Linked DNA regions of Homo sapiens: region 1 is linked to region 2. Evidence: read pairs that join two places in POLR2A ChIA-PET (ENCODE). Cell type or tissue: K562. All regions are shown on one strand. Links, peaks and the distances in the headings refer to the core of each region. The heading gives the core; the rest is flanking DNA.

The links. ChIA-PET counts read pairs that join two places held together with the same protein. Peaks named below come from ENCODE experiments on the same cell type or tissue, not always from the same donor. Only the 100,000 strongest peaks of a DNase experiment are listed, where the experiment ranks them.
Region 1: POLR2A ChIA-PET joins it to region 2 with 5 read pairs; 26 of 35 experiments call an interaction of 5 or more read pairs at or near these places.

What each region holds. Positions count from the first base shown.
Region 1 is chr9:97,931,606-97,936,989 of GRCh38, forward strand. It overlaps HEMGN (hemogen), which reads right to left. Exons shown (of 4, transcript NM_197978.3): 2 at 4,566-4,659. Among named protein-coding and RNA genes, the nearest start is that of HEMGN, 3.9 kb to the right of the region's middle. In K562, for the core only: no CTCF peak of the experiment used is centred there; no DNase peak of the experiment used is centred there; H3K4me3 peaks cover 4,040 bases.
Region 2 is chr9:97,987,927-97,993,310 of GRCh38, forward strand. All of the region lies in intron 1 of ANP32B (acidic nuclear phosphoprotein 32 family member B), which reads left to right. LOC124902225 (a long non-coding RNA gene) reads left to right here. Exons shown (of 2, transcript XR_007061685.1): 2 at 1,040-3,768. Among named protein-coding and RNA genes, the nearest start is that of ANP32B, 7.3 kb to the left of the region's middle. In K562, for the core only: no CTCF peak of the experiment used is centred there; DNase peaks (open chromatin) are centred at 1,794 and 2,515; H3K4me3 peaks cover 549 bases.

The sequences.
Region 1 (5,384 bases), core at 272-5,271, 56 kb before region 2:
TTAGTCTTTGTGTGTTACTTCCCTACCCCTGAGTAAACTCATACAAATCGAGTTTCTAGACCTGGCACAGCTCCTCGTCTGTGCAGCCTGCAGGTGGATGCTGTATATGGCTTGATTATCAAATACATTATTTTGTGTAAAGAATTCTAAGTTGCTACAGTATATATCAAATGAGGTATACTGTAAGGGGTCAAAAGCTGCAAAAGCACTTCTTGAAGTTAAGAAGTCAGGTAGATAGGCATGAGTGGCCATATTATACCTATTCCTAATTAATAAATTAAAGATCTAGAAGATGAAAGGATATGCATGGTAATTGCAGCCAGTGACAAATTGTTAGGCACTGCAAATACAACCAAATACAGATGGCTAATACAGATGGGCTGGGGGCTGGGGGCTGGGGGAAGTACTATAAATAAGCATTTCATCATTTTTCTAAATCTACTGAAATTCTGTTTCATGCTACCCGCTCCATGGAGCCTTCTCTAAGAGACTACAGGACTAAAATGCTCTCCCAGCTTAGCACTCCTATAGGACTTATTGGGTGTACCATGCTAAAGGCAAGGAATGTAGGCTGCCTCATACTGTAGTTATTTCTGAAGAAACTGTATTTCTTTTAGTAAACATTTTAGACAGTCTTTGGAGATAAAAACCAGTGTTTTTTACATCTTTATAGTGCCCATCGTTCCTTGCATATTTAAAAAAAGTATACCCTGTTCCATTTTTTGTGTATGTTTGAAATTTCCGTTGTAAAAAAGTGTTTTTAAAAGATTACCTCACCAAACACAGTTTGAAGTCAATACCAAAAAAGTATATATGTTCACTTCTAATATGAGGCTATAGAAAAAAAGAAAAAAAGGTATAGATGTAACAGAGCAGTCTAAAATAATATTGAAAATTATATTTAAAAAAGGAAATCTAGGCCGGGTGCGTTGGCTCACGCCTGTAATCCCAGCACTCTGGGAGGCCGAGGCTGGTGGATCACGAGATCAGGAGTTCAAGACCAGCCTGGCCAACATAGTGAAACCCCGTCTCTACTAAAAATACAAAAATTAGCCAGGCATGGTGGTGCGCGTCTGTAATCCCAGCTACTTGGGAGGCTGAGGCAAGAGAATCGCTTGAACCCAGGAGATGGAGGTTGCAGTGAGCTGAGATTGTGCCACTGCACTCCAGCCTGGGTGACAGAATGAGACTCTGTCTCAAAAAAAAAAAAAAAAAGGAAATCTAAAGATGATGGTTATGGCACCTCAGCATTTTGAACTATTACTACAAGTAACCAAGGTGACAAGATAAATCATAAAATTCTGATAAATTTTTTGAAAAAGATATTAATAGTAATCCAAGTTCCTTAGGAAACACATATTTTTTCCTAGATATTAAATCCTAAAGAAGTTGTTATTTAAATCTCTGTATGAGGAGATCTGAGTAATGTAATAGTCCATGTCTTCCCAGGTAGTTTTTCAAAAAATGCAAAAAATACCTATGTGGCCTAAACTTTAGTCTGTACTCTCTCATGGTTGTGGGCAAGTCACTTAACCTCTACATGCCTTGGTTTCCTTGTAAGTGAAATGAGGTAAATAATATCGGCCCAATTTCATGTGGTGGTTATAAGAATTATATATAATAACTTACATGAATGAATTATTCAAATATAAATTAGGACTCATATGAATACAGGAAACACTTATAGTGCTTGTATATGTCAGGCACCGTTTAAATAATTTAGTTATTTTGTTATCTCATATAATCTTCACATCAGTCTATGAAGTAGGTAGTTATTATTTTCATTTTGCAAATGACAAAACTGAAACACAGAGATGTTGAGTAACTTGCCCAACACTTGTATTTGATAATCAAGCCATATACATTATCCACCTGCAGGCTGCACAGATAAGGAGCCGTGCCTGGATTGCAGGTCTAGAAACCCTGAGTATGAGTTTACTCAGGGGTAGTGAAGTAATACACACAGACTAAATGCAAAGAGACTAGTATATAAACCAGAGTGCCAATCTATTCGTTTATAATGAGAATTATTTATTTTCCATAATATTTCCAAGGGCTCTGGCTACCAAGTAGGGGAGCCAGGCTACGAATCTAGTCATTCTGGCTTTAACAGCCAGGCTCATAACCATGCACTCTGCTGCCTCTCTCTGAAACTAATAAAGTTTCACTGTATGGTGTGTTGTAGTGAGAAAAGAGGGCACAGGCCTTAGCATTATAGAGATGTATCACCAGAGCAAGTCCAGCCAGCTGCCAAGAGGCTCACTAAGGTGTTATCCATTTGAGTGAATACCCTCAGCCCAGCAAGCCCAGAAACCTGATTCTGTTAGCACACTGAGACTACCTCCATTTATCAGGGGCAGAGCTCATCAAGCAGATTTAAGGAGACTGACATATAAACCTAAAGACCAATTTTTAAATGAACAGACATACAAAGTCACATAGTAGAAAATACCTGGACTGGCTGGGCACAGTGGCTCACGCCTGTAATCCCAGCACTTTGGGAGGCCAAGGTGGGCGAATCACTTGAAGCCAGGAGTTCCAGACCAGCCTGGCCATCATGGCGAAACCCCGTCTCTACTAAAAAATACAAAAACTAGCTGGGCGTGGTGGCCAGTGCCTGTATTCCCAGCTACTTGGGAGCTGAGGCAGGAGAGTCACTTGAACCTGGGAGGCAGAGGTTGCAGTGAGCCGAGATTGTGCCACTGCACTCCAGCCTGGGCAGCAGAGTGAGACTCTGTCTCAAAACGAGTGAATGAATGAATGAATGAGAGAAAGAGAAAAAAGAAAAGGAGAGGAGAGGGGAGGAGAGAGGAGGGGATGGGGGAGAGGAGGGGGAGGGGAGGGGAGGGGGGAGGGGAGGGGAGGAGAATACCTGGGTTCTGGGCTCCCAAACAAATGCACCGTCTCTGTAGATAAGTACTTGGGAAGCCAAGTAATGATTGGAAGATTGCTTAGTGGTATGGAATTTGGGAGCTAATTGGATAATCTTCAATAGACCTGCCACAGGACCCTAATACAAATATTTCTACTGTAAAATGATACACGTGTTCCTAAAAAAACCTCACTTTCTGCAAAATCATCCTCTATAAAGTTACAGTGGTTATGGAGGTGGGGCAAATAGGCTTGGGACAAATGATTCAAAACCCTTGCAACATTTTAACACTAACTAAAACAATAATTGGTACCAGGAGAGAGAACTTGGATGGTCTAGACAAGCAGTTTACTGTGGCTGGAGGCTGCCTCAGGGGATAGTAAATGCAAATATAGTGTAATTGCAGGCTTGAAGCTGCTGAGACCTGAGCTCTGAGCCAGCGGGGTTGCCGTTAAGTTGGGCACAGGAGGGAAGTGCAAGCTGCCACTTGATGGAGAGCTGCGCAAGGCTGGTGTTGTGCCTCTCTGAGGAGGGAACCCTGGATGCTGGCTGAAAAGAATCCTGCTTATACAACAGCCAAGCTGAAGGCTTTTTCTTTCCAGCTGAAAGCTTTAATTCTCTTCCCACTATTCTGCTTTCTTCTGACTAGGAAAAAATCATGAACCAACACAACCCCCACATTATACTGACATCATTCTCCTATTTATCAATCGTATGTGAACTTGGTGTTATAGAAACATCTGTTGTAGCAGAACAGACAGTGCTCAGTCCACAGCGGGGTTTGGGGATTGGAAAATGCCCTTTCTTAGGAAGAGTGCTTTGCTTAAATTAGTGGTTCTCAACTGGGGATGATTTTGCCTGTCTTCCCCCAACCCCACCCCAGAAGACTTTTGACAATGTTTGGAGACATTTTGTTGTCACAGCTGGGGTGGAAGGTGCTGTTGGCATCTAGAGGCCAGAAAATGCTACAAAACATCTGCAGTGCACAAGCCAGCCCCCCACACAACAGGAAGTTCTCCTGCCCCCAGTGTCAGCAGTGCCAAGGTGGAGACACTTTGGCTTAGATGGATGCTGCACTTTTGGCTCTTTGGGCTCCCCTTCCAAGCAAGCAAGTCCCCAGTTTCCACAATCATATTTGAAATGGATGCAATTAGATGTCGCCTAATTTACAGTCATGTTATTGTACCCCCTTCCTGCATTTACATACAGGTGAACATACAGGTTATCTAAACTCTTTGTCACTCATTTACAGCGAATGTTTTGGCTTATTCCATGGAGAGTTAATCACACTCATTCAGTAAAGATTTAGCTAATAGAAAGCTTGGCGAACAATCTTGGAGGCTTCTTCAATGATGTTTCCCACTCCCAACAGGATGCTTCTATGTTTATATTACCTAGGAGCTAAACGCCAGGCTTCTCTACAATATAATTCGGTTGCTCAGTGCTTTAATTAAAAGAGACCAGGGAAAAAATTCTGTTCCCACCATTTTACCAGCTGTGTGTGTGACTTTAGGCAAGAGGTGTAACTCACTGGAGGCTTAGTCTCTGTTTTTCTGTAAAATAGGGATAACCATGTCTGATTTACAGGATTGTTGGAAAGATAAAATACAGTGTGTAAAGTGCACAGCACTACTTTATGCATAACATCCTCAATAAATATATTAGTTCCCTTTCCCTTGTGATGCTACCATACCCAAATAGCCATTGTGATGTTTCCTTTTCATGCACTTCAGCTTTTCTTTTTCTAAGTAGTTCTCTGTTTCTCAAACTCCAGGTTCCAATGACTTCTGTAATAAAATGAAAGTGATTAGAAAAAGTGATGAACTGTGGTGTCTATCAGCAAAAGTCCTGTAGCCAAGTGGCAGAGTCTCTGTTCTAGGTTTTTCTCCTAGCTTTTTGAGGACAAGGACTGCATCTCATTTATCCTTGTATCTCCAGAGAAAGCCTGGAAGCAGACATTCAGCAAATGTTTTTGAATGAAAAGGTCAGAGACCTACTCCTACATAGTATTTGTACATAAGTGTGCTACCAACCTATTAATTTCTTCAAAGTAATTTTATATATTGTACAAATAATGAAAAAAGTAGCCATATTTTGCTGTCTTTAACATGATAACTTGTTTTCATTTTATTCCTCACTTCTATCCAGTCTTTATATTACACAAAGTTGTAAGAATAGCATACCACAATTTTAATCTTTTTATTAAGCTAGCGTTATATTAGAACTATTTTCCATGACGTAGTCTTCATAATGATAATTTTAATGACAATGTGATACATAGTCTAGTTGATGTACTCTCATTTACCCAATCATTCCTCTTGGATTGAGCATTTAGATTGTTGCTAGTTATCTTTGCCTTGTATATCAAATTATAATAAGCATATTCATTGCATATAGCTTTTCTTTGGTATTTTTTCCTTAGAACGGTGTTTTTTCAAGTTCTTTGGAAAATTAAGGGTTTGATCAAAAAAGTTTCTGCTGCTGTCTAAGGTTGAGAAAAATTGATGAGTCT
Region 2 (5,384 bases), core at 241-5,240:
CTTGTATAAGTAATACATCTTCGTTTAAGAAAAATTAGATATAGATAGGCCAAAAAATTGTAGGTATAGACAAGCAAAAAGAAGATAGACATCATACATGCCTAACGTACCATCTAGACACTTTAGTGTATTATAGTCTACCAGAATGTTTAAATTTTTTCTAAACTTGGTTCATGCAAATAATCCAAATGCTAGCTAGCTTGTTGCTTTTTTTTTTAGAAAAAAAATACAGTCAACATCTTTGTGTGTGTCCTTATTTTATAGACTCATTATTAATGTCTGCATAGATCATAATTTAAACATCCCTCTCAGGTTGTTCACAGGGATTTTGGCTGTTTTAAATACTGCTGAAATGAGCATCTTATAATGTGATTTTTTTTTCCATCTGCCAGATTGCTTTTCAGAATGGTTCCCGTCTTTAAATACCCACCAGTAGAATATTGGTGTTTCCTTCCTTAATGCCAGCAGTCGTGCTACCTAAACACATTGGAGAACCACTAATAGAGATCCGTTCCAGGCTGGGCACAGTGGCTCGTGCCTATAATCCTAGCACTTTGGGTGGCAGAGGAGGGTGGGTCACCTGAGGTCAGGGATTCAAGACCAGACCGGGCAACATGGCGAAACCCCGTCTCTACTAAAAATACAAAAATTAGCCAGGTGTGGTGGCAGGCACCTGTCATCCCAGTTATTCTGGAGGCTGAGGCAGGAGAATTGCTTGAACCCCGGGGACAGAGTTTGCAGTGAGCCAAGATAACACCACTTCACTCCAGCATAGGCAAAAGAGCGAGACTCCATCTCAAAAATAAAAATAAAATAATAAAAAGTTCTATTAATTTAGAAACATTATTTTAAAATAATGGGTAGAAGATTTGAATACTGGTTAACTCAGAAGAATGGAAATTGCAAGGATGGCAGGAATTACTTTCTATATTTTGGGATTATTTCACTTACCATAATAACCAGTATTGTTCTAATTAAAAGAATTGACAACTCAGAAAGATCTTTAATTCCTCCATACCCTTTCCTCCTTTTATGGCAGAGACAGCTGGTATAATTGGAGAGCATCGCCCCACCAGTTAGGTAAAGTTGATCTTTTTTCATAATAGCTAGGGGAGTGGCAAATGAGCAAATTGAAGAGAATGAAAGGAAAAAAAATGTTTCCATCTCCTGTGGCCCCCAGCTCCAATCCCCAGGGATATTCCCATGACCTAGACTCATCATAACTTAAAGAAGGACCTCATAGGCATTTTGCCATTTAGAACTTAAAATGTGTTTTGTTTTTCATAGAGGTAGTGTTATAAATCATTGTTATATCCTCCAGTCAGATCTGAAAAGGTATTTGGCTGCAATATAGTTCAAATTTTTCAATGAAAAAGTAGTAGGAAACTACTGTTTGCTGGTAACTGTAGAAAACAAATATGAGTTAAGTAGGAGGTAGTATGGATTTTTCATTTTTAAGTGTTTACCTTAAATTTGTGTTTGAGAAAAGGCAAGTTTAATTGGAGCATGAGGGAAGAAGAGGAGTGAATTTGGCCCCAAAAGTTAAACTGTCCATCTTCAAGCAGAAGGCCAGTTAACTCTTGGATCAAATAGATCCCTCAGATTTAAGCACAAATGAACAAGTGCCTGCCTAACTTTCTTCATTAGATAGCAGCTCTGGGAGGATTTGAGATATAAGAAGAAACTAGGGCCTTTTCTCCTTTGATTAGGACCTCTGGTTTATTCTGAATCTAGATTGGGAAGCTGTGGGATCATCTTGACCCCAGCTCCACTCACTGTCTCAACTACACTCTTCCAAAGCTGTTATCTCCTTTGCAAGGCAGTCTAGATCTCTATACCCAGGAAGGAATGAAAAGAGATGAGGCTTAGTTACCTCTGTGGAGATCCACTGAGAACCCCAGAGTTGATATAAAGATTGTTTTAAACTGAAGAGATTTGAGATTCAACAGATGCAGAGAGAAGCCTACTTGGAGTTTATCTGGCTAAAAGCAAATACATGTCACAAACGAGGGCTGACATAAATTCTCCCTTTGGAGTGAGTCTGTTCCCAGGAGAGAGGCCAAGAGTAAACCTCTGGTAGGGGTTGGAGGGGTAGTCTTTTGGCCCTAAGAAAAGAAAGACCACTCATACCTATGTAGACAGACATTGTAAACTTGATCTCTCATTTGTTCTGAAAATACCATTTGTGTTCCCTAAAGAAATCTGTTCTTCCCAAAAGGTTTTTCTCCTGCTGTCCTTTCCTCTTCTAAGTTAGGTATATAAGCCCTAAATTCTAACTACTCAGTTATCACTGAGTGTGAGTGCACCTGTGTATGTGTGTTGCACATGTAAATACACTTTTTCTGCACCTCAAATGCCACTTTTCTGCCATTGAAACAATATCCGAGCTCAGAATACCTTTCATCAAGGTCCTGTTAAGAACTTTCAACAACCTTGAAGTTGGCTGATGGAACATTTAGACCTGCTATCCTTGGGTACAGCCCTAAGTGGGGCCCTCCAGTGGTCTCTGCTTTATGCAGTAATTCCCATTCTCCTCTGTGCTTATTCCCCAGTGACTCATCTTCTCAGTATGCTTCTGGCGTTCTGTTCTTGGGGTGGCATGTTTCTTTACATTCTCAGCCTTTCTGGAAAAGTCAAGGGACTTGCCTTTTCTGCCTAGCCCAACAACTCTCTGCCCTATTTATCCCAGTATATCTTATTGCCTCTTACTGGTAGAGGCAATTAAAGGTCTCAGGTATTCATTTCCTGAACTTCTCATTCTCACTTAACAAACTCACCTACATCTGTGTCCATCCTAGCCATCTCTCTTGAAGGAGCTGTCCCTCCTCCAACAAGAGTAGAATGATACCTCATTTTTAATATGCACTTTTACTGCTTACAGTTGAACCTTTTTTTTTTTTTTTTTTTTTTTGAGACATAATCTTGCTCTGGTGCCCAGGCTGGAGTGCGGTGGCGCAATCTTGGCTCACTGCAACCCTCCGCCTCGCGGGTTCAAGCATTCTCCTGCCTCATCCTCCCGAGTAGCTGGGACTACAGGTGCACACCACCATGCCCGGCACATTTTTTTGTATTTTTAGTAGAGATGGGGTTTCGCCAGGTTGGCCAGGCTGGTCTCAAACTCCTGACCTCAGGTGATCTGCCCGCCTCAGCCTCCCAAAGTGGTTGGGATTATAGACGTGAGCCACCGTGCCCAGCCAAACTTTTTTTTTTTTTAACTGGGTCTCTGTGGCCCAAGCTGGAGCATAGTGGCATGATAATGGCTCACTGCAACCTGGACCTCCTGGGCTCAAGTGATCCTCCTGCATCAGCCTCTCAAGTAGCTCGGACCACAGGCATGCACCACCATGCCCAGATAATTATTTATTTTTTGTAGAGACAGGGTCTCCCTATGTTGCCCAGGTGACTCTTGGACTCCTGGGCTCAGGTGGTCCTCCCACTTCTGCCTCCCAAAATACTGGGATTGTAGGCACTAGCCACTGCACCTGGCCTTGAACAGTTTTTTTTAGTGTTGGCTATTTGTGTCTTTTAGAGCTTGTCTGTCCTTCGTTAGTGTTTCTGCTGGGGTATTTATTTTTTCCTCACTTAGGGTAAAAAAAATAGAAGATATCCTCAAGAACAAGATAAATGCAAATAGCCAGAATTTCCGTAATCGAGAGGTTACAAAAAGTAACAGTCAAATAAATCAGAAAATAATTTTGTGGCAGTTAAAATGAACTACTCATTTAAAAGAGAAGTTGACATTTTAAATAAAGAACTCTTAACTAATAACACACTCAGATGTTTGTATTCTTTCACTTAGCAATGGATTCTGAAAACACAGTCCTAAATACAGAAGACATTTTAAGTAAAGATATGGCATTATTTATAGTAGGGAAAATTGAGCACAAATGTTCAACACGAAGGATTGTAAAGTGATTTATAATATATCCACACACTGTGCTTTCTTAAAAAATACTCTGTGATCAGAAAGTTGGTCCCTTTTATGTCCAGGTTTTCATCTTAGTCCCCCACAATTGTGACACAAACCTCTGTACAATATTGCTGACAAACCTGTGACCGTTTTTTTCCTCATTCCGCAGTTATGTAGGCTCTTACACAGTGATATAGTGGTAACCAGAATATACATGATCCTGTCATCATGAAGCTTAGTCTAGCGGTGACTTTTTTTTTCTTTTTCTTTTTGAGATGGAGTCTCCTTTTTCACCGAGGCTGGGGTGCAGTGGCACATTCTCAGCTCACTGCAACTTCTGCCTCCCAGGTTCAAGCAATTCTCCTGCCTCAGCCTCCCAAGTTGCTGGGATTACAGGCACACGCCACCATGCCTGGCTTATTTTTGTATTTTTAGTAGAGATGGGGTTTCACTGTGTTGGCCAGGCTGTCTTGAACTCCTGACCTTAGATGATCCGCCCGCCTTGACCTCCCAGGAGTGTTGGGATTACAGGCATGAGCCACCACGCCCAGCCAGCAAAAACATTTTTTAACCTGCATTTGAGTCCTGTGATACTTTCTGATGACGCCTTGCAGTGGTTCAAGTGGAATTTTGCAAGTTGAAAGAAATGTCTTTAAGAGGTGATTTCACTCTGTGAGCTGAGAGGCAGTGTGGCTAACTCTTAATTCTTCTTCACTTCACTTTTGGCATATTGGTGTATTTTGTATAACGTTTTTGGATTATTTTGGATAAAATTATAGAAACTCTCCCAAGCTAAATGGGAACATTTTAATTGTATTGCAGTATACTGTTTACATTGGTGGGTGATGACAGTCGACCTTTTTAAAATTTTAATGGTTCGTTGGTTTTATGTTTAGTTGCTTTTTAATACAGAATAAATACATGGTTGTAAAAAACTTAGTACAGATATAAGTAAAGTAAACAGCAAAGGTCACTGACATTTCCCATTCCCTTTACCCAGAGGTTACTTTCTGGGCATTTATAATGTTCCAAGCCCTAGTCTCTACAACTTCATGAGGTAGGTACTATTATCTCCACTTTATGGGAAACTGAGGCACAGAGAAGTTAAGTGACTCGCACAAGGTCGCACAAGTTCTGAGTGGCAGAGGTGAACCAGGATTCAACCCCCGGCATATGTCTCCAGAGCCCAGCTTTTGTCAGAGTTGACCTATTAAGTTTTCAGATGTGCCCATTTCTTATCAGAAAAGGGAAGAATGGCAGAGATACCTAAAGAAAAGTGGAAGGAAGGAAGAAGTAAGTGGATGTAAAGAGTAAAAAGGATGCCTGGCTTCTGAAGAGGAAGTAGACAGGGTAGTGAGAAGCGGTTAGGCACTTACTATGTTGTGGGCATTGCTGACTTGAAATCTGTTTCCTTCTCTGTAAATGGGGGAAGGAGAGTGGTGGTAAAAAGAATAAATGATTAAGTACTCTATAA